Regions from separate parts of the Mus musculus genome. Here all the other regions are linked to region 3. A link is a loop called in an ENCODE intact Hi-C map of the cell type or tissue named here. Cell type or tissue: heart. All regions are shown on one strand.

Region 1 (5,000 bases), 210 kb after region 3:
GACAAAGCCAACTGGAGAGGAGTCGGGAGCCAATGAAACTAGGCCTTCCTCTGGGAGCACAGTTGAACATCCAATAAAGACGCAAGTCTTCCTGCGTGCCTTCATGAGCATCTAACTGTCATAACATCTATAATTCAGCATAGAAAAGGCACCGCAGAGCATTCATTATCAATCTCACAAAACATATACGGTTCCTCTGCACCTCAATCATTTGCTAACAGTTACAATAAGATTATATTAAAAATTTAAACTGCCCTACTTAAGCAATTTACCTTCAAACGTCCATTTCCAGGGAATGAGTACGAGGGACATGAATGTCGAACCCTTGCTCAGATTTATTGCGCTGGAGAATATTTCTCCAGATATCGCTTTGAAGAGTGAAGTCTAATGACTTTAGTTTTATTACTTTTTAAGCACTTAATGGGAAAATTTAGACATTTTCACAAGACTGAGCTTCAACCCAAATGGTACCTTTAAAAAATGACAGGCAGAGGCAGGTCTGTGAGATTACTATAGACGTGCCCAGGTTAGTGCAATCCTGAGGTTTTAAGGCAGTGACTAATACAGCAGGCTTGCCTCTGCCGTTATCAGTGTGAGCTCCCCTACCAACCCCGCTTTTCTTTTTAAACTGTCTTAAATAATAACCCAGAGAATGTTTAGCAACGACTAGCTGCAGAGAATTTTATCATTATACATGTAAAGATTTAAAGCCATTAAAAAACCCCAGTATTTAATCTTTTCCCTTACACTCATAAACCACCTTCCATGGAGAAATTACAGGGCAAACGCCATCGTTATCTCAGTGCCATTACGCAAGCCCTGGTCAGTACGGGTTGCTTCTACCACCAGCCATCTTGCCAGCAGGAAGACCACCTTTGAAACGTGGAGAAACAAATATGGAAGTTTCTTTTCACCCCAACTCATTTCCCCAAACTTCAGCCACAGCTGTGATCAGTCAGACTTCAATTAAAGCACAGGCAGTGGTCCTATCAATCACGAAGGACGATAAATTTCTCATCTTTCTCATTAGCTCCCCCGTCACACAGCTTAAATATAAACACACCTTGCAACAGGACTGTAAATCACTCAGCCCTTGGTGACTCTACCCAGCAGTGCAAGAGGCAGGAATGATGTGAGCAAAATCCAAGGCACAATCACCACACTAAAGCTGATTTACACACCTCGGAAAAATAAAAAGCCTCCGAGAATCAGACTGACAGCGGGTCTCTTTGAGTTTGTTTATTTGGCTTAAAACGGGTAATGACCTGTCTTTATTAGTATGACTAAGTTTTATGTGCAAAATCCAATTTTCTGTAGAAATATTTTTTGCTGCATCTGCCAACAGTATCTCTTGCAGTTACCTGTAGCTATTAATTTTTAAAAAGCTAAATCCCTCAACTTTTTTTTTAAGTTTTAAAGGGGGGGGGAAAGAGTAGAAAACCAACAAACTATTTTCTTGAGGTAAAATTAACAGAAGCAGATGCAGAGACAGCGGAGCTGGCTGTGGGCGGGGCTCCCACAGCGGCCATTACTCCGAGCCGGAGCCGCTTCTGAACACTTTTCATGTATTTTCTCTGAGCCTGTGATTAAATGTGGGCTGTGGGCTGTGGGTGTGTGTCTCCCAAGTGCAAACTTTATACAGCACTCAGAACACAGTCCAGTGAATTCTGCTATCCTACCGCTGAACCGCTAAGAATCAACCAGCTGTCACGGCAAGAGAAGCCATTTGTGCCTCCAGTGTGACCTTCCAGGCACCTACACACCACATCCCATGTGTGCCTAGATTAACTGTATCTTCCTAATTTACACGGAGGCAGCACAAGATTTTGCTACCATCTTTAACCCACAAGAGCTAAGGAGGTCTCTGCAGATCACACCTGAAGCCACAGCAGGAAGTCTGAAACCCTAAGCAAAGGGCAGCCCTGTCTGTGACTCCACTGCCACCTAGTGGCCTACACTTGACTTACCTGGCACAACCACGGAGCAACTGGTGCTGTTCTGACAGCCCCAGAGGACAAGTGAACAACAAGCAGAGATAAAGAGCAAAGTCAGGCTAAGACAAGCCACCAACCAAATGTGACCACCCTGCTGGAGTTGACAGCGTGTGGCCAATGGCTCAGAAAAGCAGTTGCCTGAAAGCCATAGCACTCCAGCCCCAATGGCTACAAAGTATCTTGTACAAGTAGCTGTGATTTCCCCAGCTACTGAGACTCTGACAAGTGGAGTTAATATGTAACTTTTAGGTCACCTAACAACAATGGCCAATGGAGTGGGGAATCTTGGACACAGAACTGGCCTGCTGTGGCAATTAACGACCAGTGTGATCTCTGGCAAGGTATCTGACCTTTCTGTGCCTCAGGTTCCTCACTGAGAGGTGCATGCATGGTATCTGTATTGGCTGATGGATATGAGACACAGCCTGGTAGTGATGATTTGGTATGAGATACAGAACAAGCGTGGTCCTTGCACAGACACCAGGCAGGCAAATGCCATCACCCATACCCTGCACCAGCACCTACTCTAGCTTCAGAAAGTGCTGTGCCAAGTAGATTATGACCTCCAAGGGAGGAACTTGGGCCCTGTTCAGCTCAGCAGCCCTGGCTCCAGATACAAGACCTGAGGCAGGTAGAGACAAGAGAAGAAATTTTTCTAAGGCCCTAGTTTTCTGCTGGGACATCCTAGGGGCAAAAGCAAGGCTGGAGAGAAAGAGACCCAATCCAAAAGATGAAGCATTGCATCAGCAAGAGTGAAAGGAGGGCAGGATGCAGGGCTAGAGCATGCAGGTTTCACAGATATGCTCCGATCATACCTGCATCACAGCTATCCTCTGGAGAGCTGGGGAGAAGGCATGGACATGAAATGTGTGAATCCATACAGGGTGGACCAGGTGGGCGTAGGGAGGAAGGGCTAAAATGGAGCCAGAGCTGCCTAATAGTCTAACCTGGGGCCTGAGGAACTCAGTCACTCTAAGACACCCAAACCCTGACTTAGTGCATAAGTCTCAGTTGAAAGAACTCTGAGAACCTGATAAACCACAGTGGGGAGACAGAGGGTACAGTGAGGATGAGACCCACACCCACCACCCATGTGTAACAAGTACAATGCCTGTTTCAGCTCTGTACTTGCCAAGGGAACCCACCAGGCCTCGGGTGTCTCGGTACCTCTGCCTTTGGGCACAGGAAAATATACCCTTCCCAAGAATATTCCTTGCATGACTATTAGGCCACTTGGCCACACTTGGAAAAGATGTATGTGTCCCAGTCCGTGAAGCCAAGGCTAAACCAAAGCATGCTAGTGGCTAGGGTTGGGTCTGAGAGGGGGCAGGCGGTAGGGAACAGTGCCACATTCTCTCCTGCAGCAGGAGACAGAGCGGGCACCAGTGCAGGCAGTGTAGCCTGGTGATGGGTGCTGCCTGTGCTTCTCATCTGAACATAGGCTGCTGTGTGTTCCAAGGGGACGGCAAGTGTGGACTCGGGAGAGAGGAGTCTCCCAGGAAATCTCTAAGCTGCACACGGCTTCATTTTGTGACGGCTCTGTACCTGACCTGCTGCTTCTAGGACATCTTCAGAGGTGCTAGGCCTCTGTGATAAGGGAGGCCATGGCAGCTTCGCACAAGTGAATGTCACATGTAAGCCGAGGAGGTGGGCGGCTCTGCCCAATAGGGAGGTGCCTTGGCTTCGGTTCTAGCACAGAGGAGGCTGTCTCTAAAGAGCTTCACAGGAAGCGCAGGAAGTCCATCTCGGGGCAGTTGTGAAGCTCCCATGTGTGCGGGGAACTGAACTCTGGCCCTCGGAAAGCACAAGTGCTACCTCTCCAGCGCTTCCGATTTTATTTTAGAAGTTTTAGAAATTCAACAGAATATATTAATCATAAAACATTATTCTAGGACTACAGCGGGTTTTTGGGGTGTTTGCCTGGCCAGGCACAAGGCTCTGGGTTTGAACTCAGAGCCACATAAACCAGATGTGGTAGCACCTGCAATCCCAACAGGCAGGAAGAGGCAGGATCCAGGGCATCCACATGTAAAGTTGAGGCCAGCCTGGGAAACAGGAGAACCTATCTTAAACGAAAATAAAATGCTATTGACTAGTGGTGGGGGTTAACAGACCACTTTTTATTGGCATGTATGTTGGTTATTTTCCTAACATATTTTAATTGGAAAAGTGCTAAAATGTTTCTAAGCAGATACAAAGTATACACAAATCTACTGAAATCTACTTTACTAAAGTAAACATGAATTTATAACGGTGTGATGACATTCTCAGAGAGTCAAGTCTTCTGTCCCCCAGGGCCAAATGTCACTCATTTGCCTGCCTGGCTGCCTCTGCACCCACATCAACTAGCAATGCTGGCAAAGACAGGATGTGGAGATGGCAGGGAGCCTCGGCTGGAGCTTCCCCAGTGACCGGTGGCAAGCTGACTCAGTGACATCACTTCCTCCTTTAATGCCTTCCTAATCGCCCTGACCTCACGTCCGGGCTCCCACTGCAATGACATCCTGGAGGGCAGGCGCTGAGCCAGCGAGGCTCTGGGATCTCTGCTGCTCCAGTACAACTGAAGACAAAAGCCGTAAACTTTACCATCATAGCGTGTGTGCACGTGTGTGTGCGTGATGGGTGTGTGGATGTGGGTGTGTATGTACCACAGCATGTGTGAAGGAAGGAATCGGACAACTCTGTAGGGTTGATTCTCCCCTTCCTCCTGTAGGTGGGCTCCAGGGATCGAACTCATGATTCTTAGTTCCGGTTTATGCAGCACACCCTAAAGTTCAACTTTTAAAAATGTGTCTGTATTCTCTCCACCGTGACAGCAAAAGGGAAAAGAAAATACAGAATGAAAATATTCTAAGTGCTTCTGGCACCCCCTAGTGGCAGTTCCACTAGATTACAACAGAGCTCAACCCTGCCTTCCTACCTTGTAGATTCTGTGAAGAAATCACCTGGGTGGGTGGGTGGGTGGGTGGGTGGGGACAGTCCGCACACTGGCTAGAGCCAGTTAGT
Region 2 (5,000 bases), 65 kb before region 3:
CACCTGGGCACCTCGAGGGCACTACCAATGTGTGGTCAGCTAAGTGACTTGCGACCAGGATGGAGGCTTACTGGCCATAAGCCAAGTAGCACCTGAACAGGCTTTTAATTGGAGAGGAAAACTGTGAGTTTAAGGAAGCCTAGTTTTCATCTTAGGAATCTTGCATGTCCTCTTTTTGCATGTCTTTATCTATTATAGCCTGGGGACTGGCAAACTTTGGCCGGAAGAGGAGGGAAAGCAAGCTCGGGTAGTAGTGGGTTTGTACAGACACAGGGGCTCCAAATCCGATGCAGCCAGGGAAGAAACGCGTTTCCTTAGAAGAAACTCCGACCCTAAAAGCAGCGGTCTTTGCTGGCTCTCAGGGCCTCGGATCCATAAATCAGGCTACAGGCGTTATCTTCCGACAGGAGCCGGAACCCAGCAAGCCCTGCCTGGCTTCCCGGCAGCTCTGGGCTTGGAGGAGGGCTGTAAGCTCCAAGGCCCCCGCACCTCCCCCTCCAGGCGGGGTCAGAAGGGGCGTGCCCTGACCACTGCCCCACCCCAAGGGCGCTGGGAACCTCGCCCCTCAAAGGGAGAAATGGGGAAGGGTCCGTGGTGAGTTGGTGGTGGCTTGGTGCGCTGAAACCTAAGATTAGGGCGTCTTTCTGCCTTGGAAGAGCGACCTGTAAAGCGCGAGAGGGGTGTGACCTGCCCCGCTCCTCCCTCTCTAACTTTAGTGCTGTGACCGAAGCGGGAAGCGGTCCGCGCTTAAAGTATCCAGAGAGATGCCAGGGCCTGGCGCTCCTAAGACTGCGTATCCCCGAAGCGTGGAGCAGGCTAGTGACGGCGACCACGGTGCCCAAGTCCGTCTGGCCGTTAAACCTGCAGCCCAAAGAGAAACTAGTGACCCCGCTACATCAACTTTTCAAATAGAAGGATAGGGGAACCCTCAGCAACGCAGCTGTGTGTCGTGCTCTCTGGTCCTAGTCCAAGCAGGGGAGTCGTGGCGCTCTGGGTCAATACTGACTTAATTTATTCCACTTTGCACTGATCACCTCTCAGCAGCACAAGGGTCGGGACCTAGAGGCCTCGTCCCCCAAACTTCAGGCGCAGGGTGGAGGGCTGGAGTCATCCAGTATTGGTTTGCATCCTAATGTTTCCAGGATGGGGAAAGGCCTCGGGTTAGAGCCTGCTCTAGAAAGCTCTGGAGTTCCCTGCTGTTCTCCATGAGGAGCCTCAGGAAAGCAGGGGTGGGGTGGGGGTGGGGGCTGTGCATCCTGCACAGACACACCAAGCCTGTATTGTTCAGGGGCTCCCCAGGTTCTCCTCAAAAGTGTGCACAGAGCCCTGGTCATCCGTGGGCACTAGCTGCTTCTGCCAGGTTCTCACTGACTGGTGTCAGGGCCGATGCCGAAAATTCTAGGTCCTAAGGGACTACAAGCCCTCTTTTCTACATACACAACAACCTGGACTAGTCTTTCGATGGAATGCATGGGTGCCCGCAGAGGGCCTGGGACCGTGAAAAGAGTCCAGCCCAGCCCTGGGTGAGATGCCAGGTGCGATGCCTTCTCCCACTCCAGGGGCACTCAGAACTCAACGCTCTCCCGGATCCCAGGGTGCCCTCTTATATACCTGTCCACCACACTAGAGGTAAACAACTCCTACCAGCTTCTCTCCCAAAGCCTTTGTCATGGGTGGGCAGCACAGAGGATAAAAACCTTCACCCATACAAACCCCCTAAGGAAGCAAAAGTCCCCTGAAATAAGCAGCCTCCTTTGGGGATTCCCCACCCTGAGACCCAAGCTGCCTCCCCATTTAGAAGCCCTGGGAGGGTCCTGACATACTGCCTGCCCTGCCGCCCTCATAGTGTCCCTTTCCTCCCCGAGCCCTCAGGGTCCTGGAACCCCAGAGCCCAGATCCCAAGGCCCTGGAGACAGGCCGAGGGCAGGAAGATAAACAGGCAGCCCTTGATGGCCGCTGTCATCATGGCCGTCATCATGGCTTTCATTTGGCTGCCTAATGAGTCACATCACAGGCAGAGAGAAAAATTGTCAATCGCCTGGGCCCTAATGAATTTTTTTGCAAATTGTAATCAAGCCAGGCCGTCTCAGCTGGCTGATTAATGAGACCCACGAGGCTCGGCCAGCACCTCAGCTTTTTATTCCATCCCGTCCTCCCTGCACTAAATTAACAGCAACTTGTCTGAGCTTCAAATTAACTCCCAATGATTAATTCTGATGGGGGGGCCTGAAGAATAGCTTGTTCTAATAGGCTCTGGCCTGAGATGCTGTTGGAAATTAATACACTTCCCCTTTGGCTGCCGGCTTTAATCCAAGGTTGGGTTTTGACATCACTATATTTGTTGTTACAATAAATTCCACTTACATCTGCAGATCAAATAATTATGATCAGAAGTGCACAGACCGGGGGGGGGGTGGGCAGCTGCTGGTGCAGTGGGACACCTGGGGGCTGACCTCAGATCCACATTCATGGGGGGAGGGCTTATCCTGGGAACCACCACCTGACCCTGTGACCCTTGCTCTCATTTCCCAGAATCCTCCCTACCAGGGAGCTGAGTACACCCAACCCTTTGGAAAACAGAGGTTGCTTTGAAAACCTACACCCAGATCTTCATCCAAGCAGCCCTGCTCCTCCAATTCCCCTAGAAGACTGGGTGTTCCTTTCAAGCAAAGCAGCCTAGCCCCCTGTATAGGGCTTTCTCCAGCCCTGTTAGCACTGGAATTTTCAAGACTTAGTACAAGCTTGTCGCCCAGACAGCTAGTCTCTGCCCCTCTGGGATAGTCCTTTCTGGGTGCATTTTCAGCTGAATGGACTAGTGCAAGGCCTTTGGGTCATCTCCAGCTGAGACTGGCCACTCGTGACCAGTCTGGCTGTGGTTGGCTGTGTGTCCTGCCTTCCAAGATGCCCTTTCTCTGAGGGTTGGCACTTGCTCCCTCTCCTTGCCATTTGGTGGAGCTTAATTTGCCTTAGTCAATTCAGCTGTGTCTGGTGAGCCTCGCACAGGGTCTCCAAGGCTACTCCCTGTAGCCCGAGGCCTGATCAGGCAAGCACAGGGTGCACTGGAGGTTGGGAGGGACGTTCTCCATCACTGGCTAGTTCTCCTTTAGGACTCTTGAAGCTCCTCAAAGCTGCCTTGAGGGCCTGTAGCTGTCTCTAGCAGCCTTGCCAGCCAACTTGGCTTCTGTACCTTCTCCTTCTGGATACCAGCTATGACACATCCAAGCTATCCGATTGGCTCAGCTGTGTAGCCTTTGGGGAACAAACAGTTCCTGTGCCCAGGCACCTCTGTCCTCTGCCCAGGTGTGCACAGCTGGGGCAAATGGGTTCTGCTCCTCCCTAGGAGTTTATCTAACACTGCCTTCCTTCCCACCAGCTCAATCGGTCTAACTTAGCCAACTTTTGGGATCTAGGAGGGAGCTGCAGCCCAGGTCGACAGTGATGGCCTGGACAGAGAGAGGTGGCATTAATCTTCATTTGGAGCCCTTATGGTGTGTAAACAGGAGAAATATGATCTTGCTAACTGAACATGAATGCAAATCACACCGTCAGAGCAATAAAGCACCTGAAACCACGACACACAAAAGCAACACCATATGTATGAAGACAACCTGCATAAATTATAAATTACATCATAAAAATTGATTGCCTATTTGAACAGTTTAGAAGTGGGAGCCCTAAGCTGACTTCTGCCCTCTGTGGCTTTGGGGAAAGGTCAAGCTGTCCCACCCAGGGACCTGAGTTCAGGTTATGACAGGTATGAGACAACAGGCATGAGGTGTTGGAAGACCTGCATCTACCGGGTTGTGATGTCTAGGGCATGGGGGTTGTGGACGATCACAGTTCACCAGGCCCCGGGCACTTCTGGCCAACACACAGTGCTGCGGTCCTAGAAGATGCTGGGATTGTCTAGGAAGCTCTCTCCAGATGGAGTTGGTCCGCAGTGAGCAGGCATGTGAAGAACTGGAGCTTGAGAGTATGCGCAGGAGCAAGTGAGAGCAGTAGTGTGTATGTGATGTGTGTTCCCCTTCCCGCTCTTCAGCTTTCCCCACATTCACAAGTCTGCTACATCAAGAGTTGGATGAAGAGCGCCCATTATACTCCCGCAGCTTCTCGGTAGCCCACCCAGCCGTATCTCTCTTCCTAGTAGGAAGCCCGCCTTGGCCGCGCCTCTAAACTCTCCCAGAATCTCTCCCCAGATACCCAGACCGGCTGTCCCTGCTCCACTTGGCCTGAGTTCTCTCCTCCAGCGCGATATTCGCAGCTTGGAATTCCTCCCCAGCCCCTGAAGGACTCCCAGAACCTCCTCGTTCACTCTCTCTGGTCTGGTCTCTGGCTTGCTCAGTCCCCGCGCTATAGACACACCCGCGAGCTCCTCTTGCTGGAACACCAGGTTATGGCTCTTCCCCAGTCCTCTGTGTTCCCTCCGTCTCCAACCCGTCAACCACTGGCTGCCCAGCAGCTGCACCCAGGCTGACCTCGCCATATCGAGGTCCGAGCTGTAGAAGTCCACCCGACCCCACGGAACTGGCTCTTGCTCAGCAGTCGAGGCTCCCCTCCCCTCCTCCAAGGAGCATCCAGGGAGAGAGAGGCGCCCAGATATTGAAGGAGGTCTCCGAGAGCCTGACCCCAAAGTTGAGACCCATGTGGCCACAGCGTAGGCAAAGGCCTGGGCAGGCTGGGCCCCGGAGGCAATCCCCCCGCCCCCCCCCCCCCGCGACCCCTGCCTCAAGCCTTCATCTCTTCATTTCCCGCCACTGGATCCCTTGTGGCCTTTGTCATGCCAGAGCGTCTCTAGTGGCCGTGCGTCGCCTTAAAGAGCCGGACCCCCCACCTCGGGCTCCCGGCAGTTCGAATGACAATGGCTGAAATGCGATTACACTGATCTGATCCTATTAAGTCCGCCCCGGCCCCCGCGGTCTTGCCCAGCCAACTCCTGATCCCTCCTACCTCCTCTTCATTGCCCCTCTGCCTACCCCCGACCCGGCTTCCGGGGGCGCACC
Region 3 (5,000 bases):
GGCCAGGAGTCAGCTGCCTTAACTCGGCCCTGTGGCCTGCCCTACAAACAGACAAGCCAGTTCGTTAAACATCTTTCTCTCACCCTTCCCCTTCTTCCCCTCTCCCTCCCCTCCCCTCTCCTCAGGTCTGTTCTCTGGAGCAGGGTGGGGTAGGTAGGGAGAATGGTCCAGAGCCCAGTAGGTTTGAGTTGAGCTACATTGGGTCCGAGCGTCAGAATCTGAAGCCTGTATGATCTGGGATGGGCTCCAAGGAGCAGCAGAAGCAGTGAGAAAGGACAGACAGGTGTGAAGGAGCCATGCTGACCAAAGACTCCTAGCAGCCCATGCCCCTGGACTCTTCTAAGCTAGGCTCTTCTAAGAAACCCATCTTTACAAAGGAATTATCAGTCCCACAGAGTGTGTACACGGGCATGCCCATCCTGGCATCCTCACAGTCGCATCAATGCAAACTGTCCAACGTAGAGAGGTGAATGATGACACACCCCCCACACCCCCACTACATACACCGATTACGTTACACGCCACTGAAAATAAACAGTGCCACAGTCAGAAGCCACAGCCTCATATGCATCAGGCCTGTCCTTCACACAGGACCACAGCACCAGCTCTAAATGCAATGCTTCAGGCGAGATCCACAGTGAAAGAGACAGACAATCTCAGCAGCCTTAGGGAACAAAGCATCAAAAGAGGAAAAAATGTTTTTTTTTTTTGTTTTTTTTTTGCCTGCCTGTATGTCTGTGTACCACAACTGTGCCCGGTGCCTGAGGACGTCAGAAGCGGTGTTGGATGCCCTGGATCTGAAATTACAGGTAGTAGTGAGCTGTCATATGAATACTGGGAACTGAACCTGGGTCCCCTGCAAGAGCAATAAGCACTCTTAACTGCTAAGTCATCTCTCCAACTTTCTCAAAACCTTTTTATTTATTAACTAAAATTCAAAGGACGGGCGTTAACACTGAGCCTCCTTATGTAGTCTATGGTGGCCCTAGGATGGCCTTGGACTTGAGATCCTTAAACCTCAGCTTCTCCACTGCAGTAGGTGTGCTGCCCAGGCTCAACTCTCACAACTGTTTTAAAGTTGGTGTTTTAAGAGAAACCTACACAGGAAGACTAAATAATCTAGCCAACACTGAATAACCTGTAGCAGAATCAACACCCCCCCCCCACACACACACACAATCACCCTGGAAGGTCACAAGCATCCCTTAGGGAGGGTCTGTTTGGGAAATGCAGAGGTTGGTGCGCTCAGCACTAGGGTGTCCCCTTACCACCCCAGAAGCTGCACATACTATAAAGAACCCTTTCACCTTATTCCCCCTCTCAGTTTCTGGAAACATCTGTTACTAGTGGACTGGGACCAAAATTCATAGAGACACATTTTGGCTTTGGAAATCTTGGCGTGGCTTGGGCATTCTGGTTCATGTGTCCACATAGTCAAGCTGGCTTCAGGAGTTGGTGATCTGCCTTCCAACTAGTTTCCAGGCTCTGAACTCTCAGTGAGAAGTCCATAATCCGTGCAGGGCAAGGATGGCCGTGGTGAGGAGCGGAGGTGCTTGCAGCCTCTAGGCCTGGGCTCACAGGCTCCTGGTCCCTCCCGAGCATACTTCCCTGGAGATCGATTCCAAGCCACATCTCAGAGCTGGTGGCAGGCCTGATGGCAGGTGTGGGTGCGTGCCTGTGAGTGAGCACACATGTGTTGTGTGTGTGTGTGTGAGTGAGCACCAAGATCTAATTGTTGTATATCAGAGTCCTGGATCAGGCAGGGGATGTGGGAAGGCATGGGGTTGTCTGTGGAGATGTGAAGGTGGATCTTGCAGGTGGAGAGAAGTTTCCTAGAGGAGGACATGCTCTGCAGTCCAAAGACTTGCCAAGTAGCCTCAGATATTTCCAGGACTGAAGAGGCCTGGCAGATCTGTATTTACCCAGGAGACTTTGAAACCCTAGGAAACCAGGCCTGGGGCCAGATGGCCTGTTCTCTGGCTGGAATTCAGCTCACTGTTATGGCCACTAGGGGAAGGGAGGGCCCCTTTGTGCTCCCCCCTTTGTTTTGCCTTTTTGTTTGCCCTTTCTTTGGCTTTCTCAGTAAACTGGGAGCCCCCTGCAGTGGGGGCCGGCAGTGCTGAGCCCTTTTCTTCCTTAACAGCTTTATTGAGGTATAATTTACATGCCATAAAATTCACCTGTGCTAGATATACAATGCAGCAATTTTTATTAAGTCCATAAGGCTGTGCAAGTATCTCCAGAATCTGGTTCTAGCCTGTTCCCATCATTCCAGAGGATACCTCATGCCAGGCTGGGCCTACTGATCCCACACTAGGCAGCACACCACTGCTCTGGGTTGTCTATCCAGATCTGCCCTCTCTGGCTATTCCACATGGGGGGAATCTCACAGTGTGTGAGGCTTCTGTGTTCAGTTCTATCTCAGCCTTAATATCCGGTGCATGTGCACTGAATAAAATAAAAAGGGAAATAAAAGCACACACTCCTCCAAGTGCTTTGCCAAGGGGAGTTTCTAGTCTCCGTTAAGTCACTTCTGTGGATGGTCTGTGAGAATCCGACACTTCTCTTTAGGTTTGGTGTGGATCAGAAACACCCCTATGGTAGGTGCTAGTTCTTATGGGGACCATTATTTATTTAGTAAAGAACAAAGGACACCCCCCTTTTTTCCCTGTTTAAGTAAGTTGCTGAACTTAAACTTGGGGAGAATTAAGAGCCTGTGCCAGGCTGGATAAAAACTGAGCCCTACCTTACAGGAGTGGTGACACACACCCACCTCCACTTTTGGTGAGGCAGCTCTCCCATTCTAGAGATGCGGAAGAAGCGTTCTGACGGTCAGGGAGCAGGAGATAGCCCCCTCCCCCATCTTTCATCTGCACTCAGCCTAGCTCATACCAAAGAAATGCCTCCACCTTCCATAACTGATCATTCAATTATCACAAGTGTGTGGCTGTGTAGGTGGGGAAAGGGCAGGGTGCTATGGTTTCCCCACATCAAGGGGCTCCTGGTTTTCTTGAATTCATTCTCAGCAGAATCCAAAACATATCACTGGTGCACCTATCTGTGAAGTGGCGCCCTCGGGTGGCTGGGATGCACAATGCGGCTCTGAGAAGGACATTGGGAGAACTCTAATGAAAGAAGCCACTGGGTTTTTACAAGGAGGCTGTGACTATAAAAGGCCATCTGGAAGTCAGAAGTCCTGGGCTGTGTTCCCAGGAAGCCACCTCCATCATCCTTTGCCTTTTCAGAAGTGGCTCTGACTTCTCTAGAAATGAATATGCTTTCTGGAACACATGTGTGCTTAAATAAGGGGCCCTGGAGACCAGGCCAGGCTCAGGAAGTTTATGTACACAGCTCTAGGGCTAACTTACAGAGCTGTGTTTGGATAATGGGGTCAGGGACAGCACCTAGCTGGTAGCTATAGAAGGTGGGCAACATGGCAGCTGCATTGATGCACAAGATCTCAGGATGGATTCGGACATTGTTCATGTCCGCAAGGGACAAACATGACATACTGAAGAGCAGACAACAGGTCTGGGGGTGGGGGGTGGGGTGGGGAAGGACCCAGAGTGTTGGAAAGGCAATCAAGGGATAAGCCATTTGCTGCAGTTTGGATGGGGACTGGTCCCTAAAGGTTCATGTACTTTAACTGTTAACCTGAGAGGCTGCAGGATCTCGAAGAGGTCTGATCTATGTAAGGTGTCATTAAGCATGGCCCTTCCAATTGAACTCATGTCTTTCTTTCCAGACTGGGCTGTCATGAAGGGAGATAGTACAAACCTTACATATCCCTATCAGGCGAGTACTCCAATCCCATAGCTGTACTGTAAGTTGGCTGGGCAAGTGGTACTGTCACAATAGAGTGTCCAGATCCAGGATGTGCACTGCTAGTGTCTACTGTACACCTGAAGTACGGCTTGGCTCACTTAAGATACATGGTGTACACTAACACACAGGCTCAGTATGAAAGAAGAATTGAAATAGCTCACCAATACTTTTATCTGTCTGTCTGTCTATTATTATGTGCCATTATGTAGAGGTCAGAGAACAACTTATACAGTCAGTTCTCTCCTTTTATCATGTGAGTCCTGAGGATAGAACTTGGGTCATCAGGCTTGGCAGCAAGCCCCTTTACTTGCTGAGCCTTAACCTGTCTACAGTGATTATGATGTTGGGATTATGACATCAACTAAAATCACGGTCACCATGTTCTTTGACATTCCAGACATGACCACCAGAGAAGTGACAGCGAGAAGGTAGAGGAGAAAATGCCAGGCCTGGGTAGAGGCTTGGTGCTAGAGAGCTGGTTAGCACACAGGAGACCCTGGCGTGCAGCACAAAAAGCATGCAAGGAAAGCCTGCAGCTGAGAGCAAGGGGAAACAAAACAAACACTTCTGAACAAGGATATGAAGGAACCACAGACACCTGCTCTTAAGCAAGCTTAGCTCTCTCCTGGAGGTGGTCATTTAAGGATGATCAACTGTTCTAAGGGCTATTCTTACCAATGGTGCCCAGCTCAGCATCTCTGCCCAGCAGAGACCCCTGGGGGGCACCTGTCCTTCCCACCACTATTTGTCCTTGTGAAAATTCTCCCCAATTCAGCTCTATACAGACAGACAGCCAAAGCCAGACAGCTGCAGGTGTCCACAGGGCTAAGGGTTTCTTAGAATACAATTCCGGGTTACAACTCAGGACTGGAGGGGAAATCAGGGTAGAACGGAGAGATGCTGTAGTGTGAGAATACAGCTCTGTATCCAGTAAAGAGCAGAGAGGAAATGAACGTAGTGCTGCCTGCCTGGCTCCCTGCCTAGGGAATGTGCTGCTCACAAAGAACCGAGGCTTCCTCTACCAACTAGCTAGCAAGACAACCCCCACAGACATGTCCATAGGCCAACTTACTAAAGGCAATTTCTCAGCTGAGACTTTGTCGGATCATTCTAACTGTGGCAAGCTGACAGTTAAAACTATGACATTGGCTGGGCGTGGTGGTGCACGCCTTTAA
Region 4 (5,000 bases), 84 kb before region 3:
GCAGGACCCCATGCCGTGGGAGGGTACCACTCACATCTAGCCTGAGGCTCCCCACATCAACTCGCTCTAGAACCTTCCTCACAGGCATGCCTGGAAGTTTGTCTCCTAGGCAATGCTAGATCCCTGGCAGTGGGACCGCTGGGTCAGGCAGTGGCTCTGCCTTCAGCTTTTGTAGTCTGAGCCACAGCTTCGTTCCTCGTTGCCACCAAGACCCCAGGTTACCGACTGTTCTGTGCCCTCACAAACATTTGCTAGTTCCAGCTTGGTGTGAGCTTGGGTTTCGCTTTATTTTCCCCCTGACAATTATTCACTTACTGAACTGGGTTCTTGAAAGTTGGCTGGAGGCAGGACTTGGACTCAGATGCATCACCAGCCAGGTGTTTGCCTAGCTTCCCGTGGACCTCAGAGCCAAATAAAGCTGGGCAACTTATCCACCAGCAGGTCTCAACCTTGGGGTCACAATCCACTTGGTGGTAGAACAACGCTTTCACCGGCGTCGCCTAAGACCATCGGAAAACACAGATACGATCCATAACAGTAGCAAAATTACAGTTATGAAGTAGCAATAAGATAATTTTACGGTTGGGGGTCAGGACAGCCTGAGAAAATGTGTTAAAGGGTTTCAGGATTAGGACAGTTGAGAACCGGGCAGGGAAAGGAGAGCTTGGAGAGAAAGAGCTCTGTGATGTCCTACCCCCTCCAGCTGCCTCTCTTGCTTTCTCTCTGTTGAATGTGGAGGGCACATACCCATGTGCAGTGACTTCACTGTATCTATGACCTATAGCCAAACCATCTCAGTTTGCGTAGACCCATGCATAGCAATGACATCGATAAACTAACCCTCCAGACAACGGGGAGATTTCCCCTCTTCCACCTGACCGTTGGAGAGCATGACATCATGGCTGCAGGACGATGGCCAGAAAATAAGCTGTCAATCACCTGGGCTCTCCTAGGCTCCAAGATGCACAAATAATATTCCGAATAAATCCTATGCCTGTATGTCTAAATGAGTCCATGACAACTGCCATGCATGTCTGGCACAAACTCAGTCACCACCCACATCAGATGGAACCCACTCACGGTCTCCAGAGTTGAAGCATTGCTAGGAGTTGGCTTTGTTTTAGCAAAACAAAACTGACATGAATTTTCTGATGGCTATTTCAAGAAAGGAAAGAGGGATAAGAGGGGGAGGAAGAAGAAGAGGAAGAAGAGGAGGAGGAGGAAGAAGAGACAGAGGCTAAAACCTAAAACAGGAAGAGTAGGGAGGCAAGGAAGGGGGACTATCATTCACTTGCGGTAAACTTCCAAAGCCGAGCTCCTGTAGGATGAGGCTGGTTCACCTTGCTTCTCCTCCAACAATCAAAACACACCTTGGTTTATCATTATTATTACTATTATTATTATCATTATTATTATTATGTCTCTTATTTCCCCTTTATTACAGCTCACATTCAACACAATTTTTCTAGAGTACAGAAAATAACGTCAGTTCTATACCCTTAACATTTGTTTTCTTATCTTATTTTATTTCAAATGACTTATTTCATTTGTCAGTTATATGCATGTGTGTGCTGGCGCCAGTGCCCCTGGAAGCCAGAGGTTTCACATCATCTGAGGCTGGAGGTACAGTTGTGAGCCACCTGATGCTGGGGTGGAAACTAGGCTTGGGTCATCCACAAGAACTCTACATGCTCTTGACCACTGAGCCCTCTTTATCTCTAGCCCCTTAACACTGAGTTTCCAATGGTATATTTATTTGGTCTCAAACTCATATGGAAGAGATACTTTCACTTGCTACTTGTATAAAAAGGAGGAAAAAATGCACATCTTTCTCCGACTTCTATCAGCTACGTCTGGTTACTGCTTGTTATTTAACCATGTTGAACTCTGAAACACACAGGCACGGTTCTCCTCTACCATCAGCCCTGAGGAGATGGACCTCTGCAGGTGTCGCATCCGCTGGACAGAGGGAAATGGTCACAGCTGGACTTCGACACAGTCCAGAGCCCAGGGACAATGAGTACACAAGCAGGCACTCTGAGGTCTGCTCATTTGAAATTCTGGGTGCAGCATTAGGGTAGAGTGTAAGTGTCAGTTTAATTTAAAGACAGGTAATAATGGATTCCACACGAACTGCAGAGAAATGAAAAGCATAGGCTCTATAGATTTAAGGGGCCTGCTAATCTCAGCAGCTGTATGTAATCAAATTCCCAGCCTCTGAGTTAACCCTCAGTCACATGCTGGGGGAATAAGGAGGGTAGGCTGTTGAACTTCTGCAGAGAACACCTACCCACTGCAGGAATTGCTATTCCTGAAATACGGGCTTGGAGAACCAGTTGGTGTCAAACTCCCAGCCCTCCCAATCCACTAGGGGGTATCTAACAAGTTCTTCAGTCCCTAGAACCTGGGATGTTAAGTGTTCTTTGGCTATTAAAATCTGCCCCCAAGACCACATGACAGGCTAGGAATATTGGCTCTTTTATCCCATTGCTTCAAAACTAAATTAGAAGGCAGAGAGGCGACTCAGTGGTTTAGCACAGGCAGAGGACCTAAGTTCAATCACCCGCACCCATGTCTGGTGGTTCACAACTGCCTGTAACTCCAAGGGGTCCCAGTCTCTCTTCTAAACCTGTAGGGGCATCTGTACTCATGACTCCACACTTACACATAATTGAGAATAAAAATAAATCTTTTTCAAAGGTAAATTATTTCTTTAGGAAAATCTTCTAGCTGTAGCTACAAAGTCCGTTCTAGTCAACACCACCATCTTCTCGCCAGGACTTAAGCATCGTCTACCGGCATCAAAATATTCTGAAAACTCTAGGGTTTGTCTTGAATGTTCCGGTCTTTCAATGATGACCTAACATTCAATTGTTTAGTTCAATTGCTACACTGAAATAAACCCAGAGTCCTGTGAAGGATTACGGAATCGGGGAACGTCCTTCTCGTCGAGTCCTGCAGGTGGCGCCATTAGCAAACTCTCTCACCGTGGCCCTCCGGCCTTCTCCGCCCACAGTGGAGACAGGAAGACAACACCAAGCGTTTTAGCCTACCTGCTGAAGGAAAGAGAGTCCGGGGAAAAATGATAGCTCCATAAAGTACCCTATAGAATCGCGGGGTGCAACTTTAAAAATCAGTATTTAATATATTGATTGTGAAATTGCTTGATTCCTTTGTATTAAATATGCACGTTGTATAGGCGAGGTGTTTATAAATAAATATGATTTTCAGTTGACTTTTTTATGGTGCCATAATGACGGCCCGATCCTCATTTGTGTGTTAAACGTGTGCTTTAACAAAATTATACATTCCCCATTGTAATGTAAGTGGTTGGGCTTGCAGCTCCCATCTAATCTCCCAGAATCGTGTTTCTGCAGTCCTAAGACTCTTTGCTTAATCACTCCAATAAAAAGAGTAGATTCTTTTGTAATGCAATTTGTAAGCAGTAAACAGAATTGAGAGCGCAGTATTGCTGTTGAGCGCATTTAATGCCGGGTTTTAATTTGGTGTGTAATTATTCATTTGGTAGGCGCTTCCCAACCCCCTCAGATTTCCTTTCCCTGCTCTGAAGAAAAGTTGGTGAGTCTGAAAAGCAGGGTTTCCGTGTATCTGATGTAAGCCTGAGTTTGATGCAGTTGTTATGAAGAGAACATTTGTTTTAATCTGCTAAAGACAGGAGGTCACATTAACGAGTAATACAGACACATAAAAATGTGATTACGGCTTCTAAACAGAACGCAGTAGGCTCCTAGTTAACACAATGAGATTTCTAGGAAGTGATGCATACGTTCCTCAAAAATGACACATTTCTCACGTTCTATTCCAATTAAATTACTCAGGCAGCTAACAGCGATGAGCGCAAAACACGGGGATAAAATGAGGGTTTTCTTCTTGTAACTGTATCTCTGTGAAAGTATATTTTTATGAGAAGCCGTTAATATTAAGCTATTATTTTTCAACTGCGCTGGAAGGGATGTCTTGAGCCTTTCTTGTCGCTGAAGAGCCTCCCCCTTTGTCTCCCGGGTTTGCTAATAGGAACTGAGAACCGCTCGGCTGGGTACCGCCTCCACCGGAGTCCTTGGAATGGAAAAAAAAAAAAAAAAAACCAGGCTGTGGGGGAGGGGAGAGGGCCTGTCTGTGTCCCTAGTGTCAGTGGGGCTGCCCAGAGGCCTGCATTCGTAGGGCTCCGGATCTGGGAGATCCATCCGCTCCCCGCGGCGCCGGCTGAAGCTGGAGAAGCGGAGCTTGTACGCACTCACGCTCTGCGAACACGCGGGGAGCGCTCTGATCGCGCATCCCAGGCGCTGCGCTCCTGAGCGCCCCAGGACGTGGGGGCGGGGAGGGGGCTTCACTGGGCAACACTGTGATGAGAGTGGCTGAGGTGCTCTCCCAAAGCCTGCAGAGCCCCTGCTGGAGGGTCTGGGGTGCAAGGGTCCGGCCGACCCTCCGGTGGTCTCGATCTGCGAGGTGGGGTGTCCCAGCTGCACCCAGGCCTTGGGAACAGGGTGTCAGAAAGACAAAAGGAGGCGACGCTTGCGCCTGCAGAGGATGACAGCGAGCTTCGCTCTGGGGCTGGGGAAGAGCTCAGAGCACAGTGGCGGAGCCACCCTAAACCGAAATGCGATTTGAAGTCCTAATGAACTTGATTGCGTGAACATTTATAATCCCCCATGGCCCTAAATGAAATCAGATATAATCAGAAGATACGGGGAAGGGAGTGTTTACAGCCGACGCCGGGCGGCCGCGGGACGGGGAGATGCGGCCCCGGTATTGATGTCGAAAATGATGGATAACGCGGGAATGGCAAATATACTATTTGTCTAATGGCTCGGCAATTAAATTCCCCTGTAAATGACCCATGCCTCATTTCATCCTAATCTATGGAATTTTGATTGAATTCGTCAGCTCTAATTGAAAAATACTGCACTTTAATGCCTGCATTGCAGTTTCGGGACGAGAGTGGTTTTAATGAGACGGTGCCCCTCTGACCCGGGAATATT

Evidence for each region. A loop is a pair of places that touch in the nucleus more often than their neighbours do. Peaks named below come from ENCODE experiments on the same cell type or tissue, not always from the same donor. Only the 100,000 strongest peaks of a DNase experiment are listed, where the experiment ranks them.
Region 1: it touches region 3 in a loop (2.4-fold over the local background); 3 of 42 quality-filtered maps call a loop at or near these places.
Region 2: a loop joins it to region 3, with 1.9 times the contacts of the local background. A loop is called at or near these places in 4 of 42 quality-filtered maps.
Region 4: a loop joins it to region 3, with 8 times the contacts of the local background. A loop is called at or near these places in 12 of 42 quality-filtered maps.

Annotation. Positions count from the first base shown.
Region 1 is chr1:89,643,767-89,648,766 of GRCm38, reverse strand. All of the region lies in intron 6 of Agap1 (ArfGAP with GTPase domain, ankyrin repeat and PH domain 1), which reads right to left. Among named protein-coding and RNA genes, the nearest start is that of 4933400F21Rik, 38 kb to the left of the region's middle. In heart, CTCF peaks have their summits at 1,952 (motif pointing left) and 4,854 (motif pointing left); DNase peaks (open chromatin) are centred at 1,986, 3,636 and 4,446; H3K27ac peaks cover 247 bases.
Region 2 is chr1:89,922,918-89,927,917 of GRCm38, reverse strand. No RefSeq gene overlaps it. Among named protein-coding and RNA genes, the nearest start is that of Gbx2, 5.8 kb to the left of the region's middle. In heart, no CTCF peak of the experiment used is centred here; no DNase peak of the experiment used is centred here; H3K4me3 peaks cover 2,144 bases; H3K27me3 peaks cover 5,000 bases.
Region 3 is chr1:89,857,502-89,862,501 of GRCm38, reverse strand. All of the region lies in intron 16 of Agap1 (ArfGAP with GTPase domain, ankyrin repeat and PH domain 1), which reads right to left. Among named protein-coding and RNA genes, the nearest start is that of Gbx2, 71 kb to the left of the region's middle. In heart, CTCF peaks have their summits at 2,008 and 3,079 (motif pointing left); a DNase peak (open chromatin) is centred at 1,951; H3K27ac peaks cover 217 bases.
Region 4 is chr1:89,941,387-89,946,386 of GRCm38, reverse strand. No RefSeq gene overlaps it. Among named protein-coding and RNA genes, the nearest start is that of Gbx2, 13 kb to the right of the region's middle. In heart, a CTCF peak has its summit at 2,953 (motif pointing right); a DNase peak (open chromatin) is centred at 2,986; H3K4me3 peaks cover 1,685 bases; H3K27me3 peaks cover 3,294 bases.